2 separate regions of the Homo sapiens genome follow, and region 2 is linked to region 1. A link is a contact called in ENCODE Hi-C or POLR2A ChIA-PET data. All regions are on one chromosome and are shown on one strand. The core of a region is the stretch at or near the end of the contact, and the rest is flanking DNA. Distances in the headings are between cores, read along the strand shown.

The links. A loop is a pair of places that touch in the nucleus more often than their neighbours do. ChIA-PET counts read pairs that join two places held with the same protein, here RNA polymerase II (POLR2A). Pooled maps may share reads with other maps.
Region 2: a map of GM12878 shows a loop between it and region 1 (2.7-fold over the local background). The contact joins two enhancer-like sites. A Hi-C loop is called at or near these places in 2 of 168 maps with a recorded cell type or tissue (both GM12878), 12 of 37 single-sample maps with no recorded cell type and 12 of 50 pooled maps. POLR2A ChIA-PET finds 5 or more read pairs at or near these places in 2 of 52 experiments (OCI-LY7 and activated B cell).

The regions. Positions count from the first base shown.
Region 1 is chr2:230,446,509-230,449,657 of GRCh38, forward strand. SP100 (SP100 nuclear antigen) reads left to right here. Exons shown (of 29, transcript NM_001080391.2): 5 at 311-394; 6 at 2,580-2,642; 7 at 3,053-3,149. All of the region lies in intron 3 of LOC101928816 (a long non-coding RNA gene), which reads right to left. Among named protein-coding and RNA genes, the nearest start is that of SP100, 32 kb to the left of the region's middle. RefSeq lists an enhancer at 1,432-1,701. Within about 2 kb of position 1,408, at least 7 of the 41 ENCODE cell types and tissues checked have a DNase peak (open chromatin) inside an H3K27ac peak, as active enhancers do; they include GM12878, where a contact is called at or near this core.
Region 2 is chr2:230,581,495-230,585,107 of GRCh38, forward strand. All of the region lies in intron 1 of LOC112268431 (a long non-coding RNA gene), which reads right to left. Among named protein-coding and RNA genes, the nearest start is that of LINC01907, 120 kb to the right of the region's middle. RefSeq lists enhancers at 1,380-1,599, 2,720-2,859. Within about 2 kb of position 2,202, at least 2 of the 41 ENCODE cell types and tissues checked have a DNase peak (open chromatin) inside an H3K27ac peak, as active enhancers do; they include GM12878, where a contact is called at or near this core.

The DNA.
Region 1 (3,149 bases), core at 158-2,657:
TTTCTTCCTTACACTTGATATATGCCTACCCTGCCATCTGACAATTTTGAGGGTAACACAGCTCACAATGTTTCCATTACTCCTTTATCCTTAAATCTTGAATGTCTCCTTTTTGTGTAGGACAATAAAGCCTTCACTGTTGGGGTCTTCTCTTCTCTGTCCCAGGGGATGACGGGAGAACTTTAGGTCATGTGGAACCCTCTGAGCTCTGAGTCACCCAAGGGCTGGAAATTCCTAAAAGCATGATTTCCAGACATTGTCCCTGGTCCCTGTAGATCTCTAATTGCTTCTTCTCTCTCCCACTCTTCAGTAATCCATGACAAATTGCCTCTCCAAGAAAGTGAAGAAGAAGAGAGGGAGGAGAGGTCTGGCCTCCAACTAAGTCTTGAACAAGGTAAAAATGACAGAATAAAAGCTTTTTTCTAAGAGAGGTTAGGGATCCAAGGTTCTGAGTGGAGATTGTGAATCAGGGAAGACATATGGAAGGACTATGGAGAAGTCAAGGAGAGAGTTATATGAGCTTCTAACCAGGTGCAGGGTCCTGGAGAAGTGGCCATGACAAGGCATAGTTGGCTCAATAACCATGAGGGAATCAGAACCAAGCGTGTCAGTAGGCCAGATTTACAGATGCCGACTACCTAGAAGTAATTGTAATTTAGAAAGGTCCCTGTAGGGGATCAGTGTGAAGTTGCAAAGGGTTAAGAACCACAGCCCGTGGCCCGTGGTCAACATCAAAGAGGAGACCCCTGGGGAAAGAAAGGCTCCTGTTTTACCTGTACTGTCATATTCACAACACTTCTGACACCAAACATGTCGGTGATCTCCCCACATCAGTCAGTTCTCCAATTCTCTGTAGATACCATCTGATATCTTATAATTTAATTGAATTCTGGCACTAATTGCCCAGACTTGGCACGGACTCCGCAGGTTAAGGGCTCATTCCCATAAGAATGCCCCCCACTTCAGATGCCAGTTGCAAGTCTCAGGTTGTGGCCTGTGCCTGTAAATTGGAGGTTCCCGCAAGCCCTTCATTGGCTTTCATACTTTCCTAGTAGATCACACAGATCTCATGGAAATGTTGACTTATATTTGACATTTATTATAAAGGATACAACTCAAGAAGAGCCAAGTGGAAGAAATGCATAGGGCAAAGCGTGGGGAAGGGCACAGAGCTTCTGCCCTCTCTGGGACACGACTCTCCTGGCACTTCCATGTGTTTGCCAACCCAGAAGATTTCTGAACCCAGTCACTTAGGGTTCTTTATGGACATTCCATTATACAGCCTGGATTGATTAAATCATTGGCACCTGATTATTAAGTTAACCTCCATCCCTCCTCTCCCCTCCCTGGAGGTCAAGAGGTGGAGCTGAAAGTTCCACCCCTCTAATCTCATGTTCAGCTCCCCTGGCAACCACACCCCAATCCTTAGGGGCTTTCCAAAAGTTACCTCATTAACATAAACCCAGGTGTGGTCGAAAAGGGGTTGTTATGAATAACAGAAAGTGCTCTTTTCACTTGTTATGACTTAAGATGTTTTAGGGTTTTAGGAGCTCTGGCCAGGAGCAGGGAATTAAGACTGAAATGTATATTTCTTATATCACGGGAGAAACTTGGTGATGGCAGAAGAGGGGACAAATTTAAATGTGAGGATGTTGTTCAAGAGCAGGAATATTCAAAGAGAAAGGCGGTCATGTAGAGAGACTCAGAAAGGAAGTGATGCACATGGGAAGAGGATGTAAGTACCTAGAGGACAAAGGAAGGGAAATGAAACCGTGAAAAGGGGTAAAAGACAACAAAAATAACCTTGTCATTAACAGCTCACTTTGATTGAACATCTACTCTGTGGCGGTTGGTTTAATGCTCATGACAGCCATTGGAGATTAATATTACTTATATGCCTATTTTGCAGATAAGGTAACTGAAATCCAGAGATACCACAAATGGAGTTTACATAGGGTCAGATGAATAAGGAAAAACCCAGATGTTCTACCCCAGAGCCTGCATTCCTAACCCTGTGCTATCCAGGCAATCTAAAAAAATAAAAACAGAAAAATGAAACAAAAATGAGGAAATATTTGCAGACAAAAAGATCCAGAAAAAAAGAATACCAAGAGCTGGAGGAAGTAGAGGCTACTCAGACACTGAGTCCTCATGGAAAAGCCAATGAGAAAGCATGAACAGATGTGGAGAGGGAGGGTGTTGTGTGAAAGGGGGTGGGCATGAGGCAACCAGGACTTCAAAGAAACTGAGCTAAGGGCCCTGGGCAGGGTAGCTCTGGGGACAAAGGCAGGATCACTCTGCCATCATCACTTACCAGAGTGTCTCACAGAGGACACGCAGCAGAGTTGTCTGGCCAAGGCCCCTGTCATCCAGGGGTGCAGCTGACCCAGTCCCCTACTCTCAAGGCTGGAGTCTGACTTCAGTAATTAGGTAGCATCTGCCAGCTCCAGGTGGCCTTTGCATTGAGACCTAGAAGGGGTCTTTAACTCCTACGTTACAGAGACCAAAAAGGGATTAGGGGAGAATGGCAAAATCCATACCTCGATTTCTGAAATAAACTTCTAATTTCTTCCTGCCAGGAACTGGTGAAAACTCTTTTCGAAGCCTGACTTGGCCACCTTCGGGTTCCCCATCTCATGCTGGTTTGTTCCTGTTTACTACTCTTTGAGCCTCTGCTATTCTTGCCCCTTTCTGGAATGTGCTGTGGGGTTGCCTCTTTGTGTTAATGATTGTCCAGAATTTTCAGGTTTTACATCTACAGTTTTTCCATTTCTGGGATTTAAATAACAAGTCCTTATCCTCTAGGTTGCCTAGGAGGGTTTCTTCCTCCCACACCCCTTAATCACACTTGCTGCTGGTTCCTGCTGCCGCTGAGCCTGGTCGTTTTACCCATGTGCCTGCTTCACCATTTTCTGCCTGCATCTGCTTGAATCTGGCTGTTGCCTTGGTGCCTTGACCTTACGTCCATCAGTGGCCCGTGCTGTAGTGGTTGGAGGGGAGTGACAGGCAGCAGAGGGCAAATAAAATACCTGTGAATCAAACCATGGTTTAGGTACAACCCCACCTGAAAATGGACTCTCAGAGCACCCCTGTGAAACAGAACAGATAAATGCAAAGAGAAAAGATACAACCAGTGACAAAGATGATTC
Region 2 (3,613 bases), core at 952-3,451, 140 kb after region 1:
CGAGATTGCGCCACTGCACTCCAGCCTGGGCGACAGCGGGACTCCGTCTCAAAAAAATAAATAAATAAATAAATATATATATATACACACACACATACATACATACATACATAGAGAGAGAGAGAGAGAGAGAGTTTTCACCATCTGGAGCTGGCAGATGCTGCCTGATCTTTTTTTTTTTTTTTTTTTTTTTTGAGACAGAATCTCACTCTGTCACCCAGGGTGGGGTGAAGTGGCGCAATCTCAGCTCACTGCAACATCCACCTCCTGGGTTCAAGCGATTCTCATGCCTCAGCCTCCCAAGTAGCTGGGACTTCAGGCACGTGCCATCAAGCATGGATAATTTTTATATTTTTTTTTTTTGTAGAGATGGGTTTTCGCCATGTCGGCCAGGCTGGTCTTGAACTCCTGGCCTCAAGCGATCTGCCCACCTCAGCCTCCCAGAGTGCTGGGATTACAGACGTGAGCCACCGCGCCCAGCCCCGCCTGATTCTTGAAGTCAGACTCCAGCCCTGAGAGTGGGGGACTGGGTCACTGCACCCTTGGCTGAGAGGGCCTAGGCCAGACAACCCTGCTGAGTGTCCTCCATGAGACATTCTGGTAACTGGCAATGGCAGAGTGAACTGCCTTTGTTCCCAGAGCTACCCTGCCCAGGGCCCTTAGCTCAGTTCCTGTGAAGTCCTGGTTGCCTCATGCCCACCCCCTTTCACACAACACCCTCCCTCTCCACATCTGTTCATGCTTTCTCATTGGCCTTTCCATGAGGACTCAGAGTTTGGGTCACCTCCACTTCTTCCAGCTCTTTGTATTCTTTTTTCCCTGGATCTTTTTTTCTGCATGTATTTCCCCATTTTTGTTTCATGTTTCTGTTTCTATCTTTTCCATTAGATTCCCTGGGTAACAGGAAGAATGTAACTTCTGTCACAATAGCGGAAAGATAGAAACAACCCATCATTAACTGATGAATGAATAAACGAAATGTGGTAGAGATGTATGATGGAATATTATTCAGCCATCAAAAGGACTTGAGATACTAATTCATGTTACCACGTGGCAAAAACCTGGAAACATCTTATTAAGTGAAGGAAGCCCAGACACAGAAGGCCACATATTGTGTGATTCCATTTTCATGAACTGTCCAGAGTAGGCAAATTTGTAGAGGCGGAAAGTAGATTACTGATTGCCAGGGATTAGGGGCAGAGGGAAATTAGATAATTGGTTAATGGGCATAGGGTTTCCATTTGGGATGATTAACCCGTTTTGAAACTAGAGACAGGAGGTCGTACAACATTGTGAATATACTAAGTGTCACTGAATTCCACACTTTAAAATGGTTAACATCTGAATTTTACCTCCTTCCCTCCCAAAAAACACAACAACAAAGGCTCTGGGTTTATCTTTTCTCATCTGACCTACGCAACCCCATACATTGTCCCTCTGGGTTTCAGTTTCCTAATCTGCAAAATGGGCACATAAATAATACTAATCTCCAAAGGCAGCCATGAGCAATAAACCCACAGCTGCCACGGAGCAGGCATTCCATCACAGTGAGCTGTTCATAATACGGTTATTTTTATTGTTGTCCTTGACTGTCTTTCATTTCCCCTCCTTCTTCCTCCCTCTCTCAAAATACCCTCATCCTCTTCTCAGCATATGCGTCACTCCCTCTTTGTGTCTTTCTGTATGACTAAGTTTCTCTTTGAATATTCCTGCTGCTGAACAACATGTCCACGTTTAAATTGGCCCCTTCTTCTGGCATCACCAAGAGTATCTTCTTTGACATTGTTGGCCATAGGCACATCCTTCTTAGCCCTTCACCGCTTCTCACTGAAGGTCTCCTATAAACTAGTAATTCACACTCAGATCCTCATTCTACCCTCCGGGTTACTGGGGGGAAAGTCTGTTTTTGCCACCTCTTGAGAGTGCTCTTGGATTCCAGCTGGAGTCAGGTCACTTTGGAATCAACACAAAGTGACCCTCAACCAGCTCTGCCACCATCCCCAGCAGTGCAGTCTTCCCTCAGACCTCGGTTCCCTGTCTCCTTTTCTTCTTAGTAGACCAGAAAACAAAGTTTTTGTCCAGACATTATTACCTTGTTTACAGGTTGGTTGAAAGCTGGGCATTTTTGTTGTCTCTTTTCCATCCCTTTTCTGGGAAAAGGGGAGCACTGAACAAAGAAAAGAATTAATTAGGGCCTGCAAGCAAGTGACCAGGAACTCCATCTCATGACCACATGAACGAAGCACCATGTGTTCTTACAATTCAGTGGGAAACTCCTAGCCCTTCAGTCACTCTGAATCTCAGTGGCTTGTGACTTGGTGTTGCTTGTTTCTTCCTCTGAGGCAGCCAAGAAAGAAAATAACAGCACAAAACCACTGAAGTCCTATAGATGATGAGCCTCTCAGGTTTTAAGGATGATGGAGCAGTAGAAAAATTGTAAACCATAATTAATCATCCAACAAGATGATCAGAGAGGCGTGAAAGCTTATCTCCATACAAATTCTGTAAGTGGAATGTCTCTGTGAACTGTGCAAATCTTACAGAAGAAACAAAGGGATTTCCCGAGGAGAAGAGCTAAGATCCTAGAGAGATGCCTCTAGGTAAGAGAAACCCAACAGCCTTAAAGGTGGGGCTAGAAAACAGCAGAGTTTTGGCTAAATTGGGTCTGGAAAGATGAGAGGCTCCCAAAGAGAGAGGACATGGTGGAGGAACTAGACAGACTTCCCCAGGGGTGGCCCAGACCCAAGGAACAAAGGGAGGACTCTCTGAAGTCTACAATCAGGGAGCAAATATTGCAGCACTGGGAAATGTCCTGAGACACCTGGACCAAGGTCCTCAGAGACTGCCAACGAAAGGAGGCCAGGGCGCAGGTTAGTTATATTCACACCGCCTAGCACAGGGCCTGGGACATGTAAGCATTTCTTTATTATTTTTTTTTAAAGGAGTCTCACTCTTTGTTGCCCAGGCTGGAGTGCAATGGTGCGATCTCAGCTCACTGCAAACTCCGCCTCCCAGGTTCAAGCGATTCTCCTGCCTCAGCCTCCCGAGTAGCTGGGATTACAGGCATGTGCCACCGTGCCCGGCTAATTTTGTATTTTTAGTAGAGATGGAGTTTCTCCATGTTGGTCAGGCTCCCGACCTCAAGTGATCCGCCCGCCTCGGCCTCCCAAAGTGCTGGGATTACAGGTGTGAGCCACCGCGCCCGGCCGCATGTGAGCATTTCATGAATACTTGCTAAATGAGCGACTGACCAAGTGAAAGAATGAAAACCAGACCTAGACCCCAAAAGACAGGGGAGAGAATTGATTACCCTTTTTGAAGCTTTTATGAATCTCAATTAAATCGGGATACTCCTTCAGGTTAATCCTGCTGAACAGGACTGACAGAACTGAACAATCAAACACCTTCTCCAGGTGGCAGAGAACCTGATACACAACTCTCTGTATAGGAATCGAGTTTATACGGGCTTCTTGAGAATACTGTTAAAAAATTCAATGGTAAAAGTATACAAAATAATAGCTTTAAAGTTAAAAAAAGATTGACAATGTAATTGCATAGAATACTTCCATTGTTCTCAGTGTAGGCTACTATTTTTCATGTAATATTCTAGAAC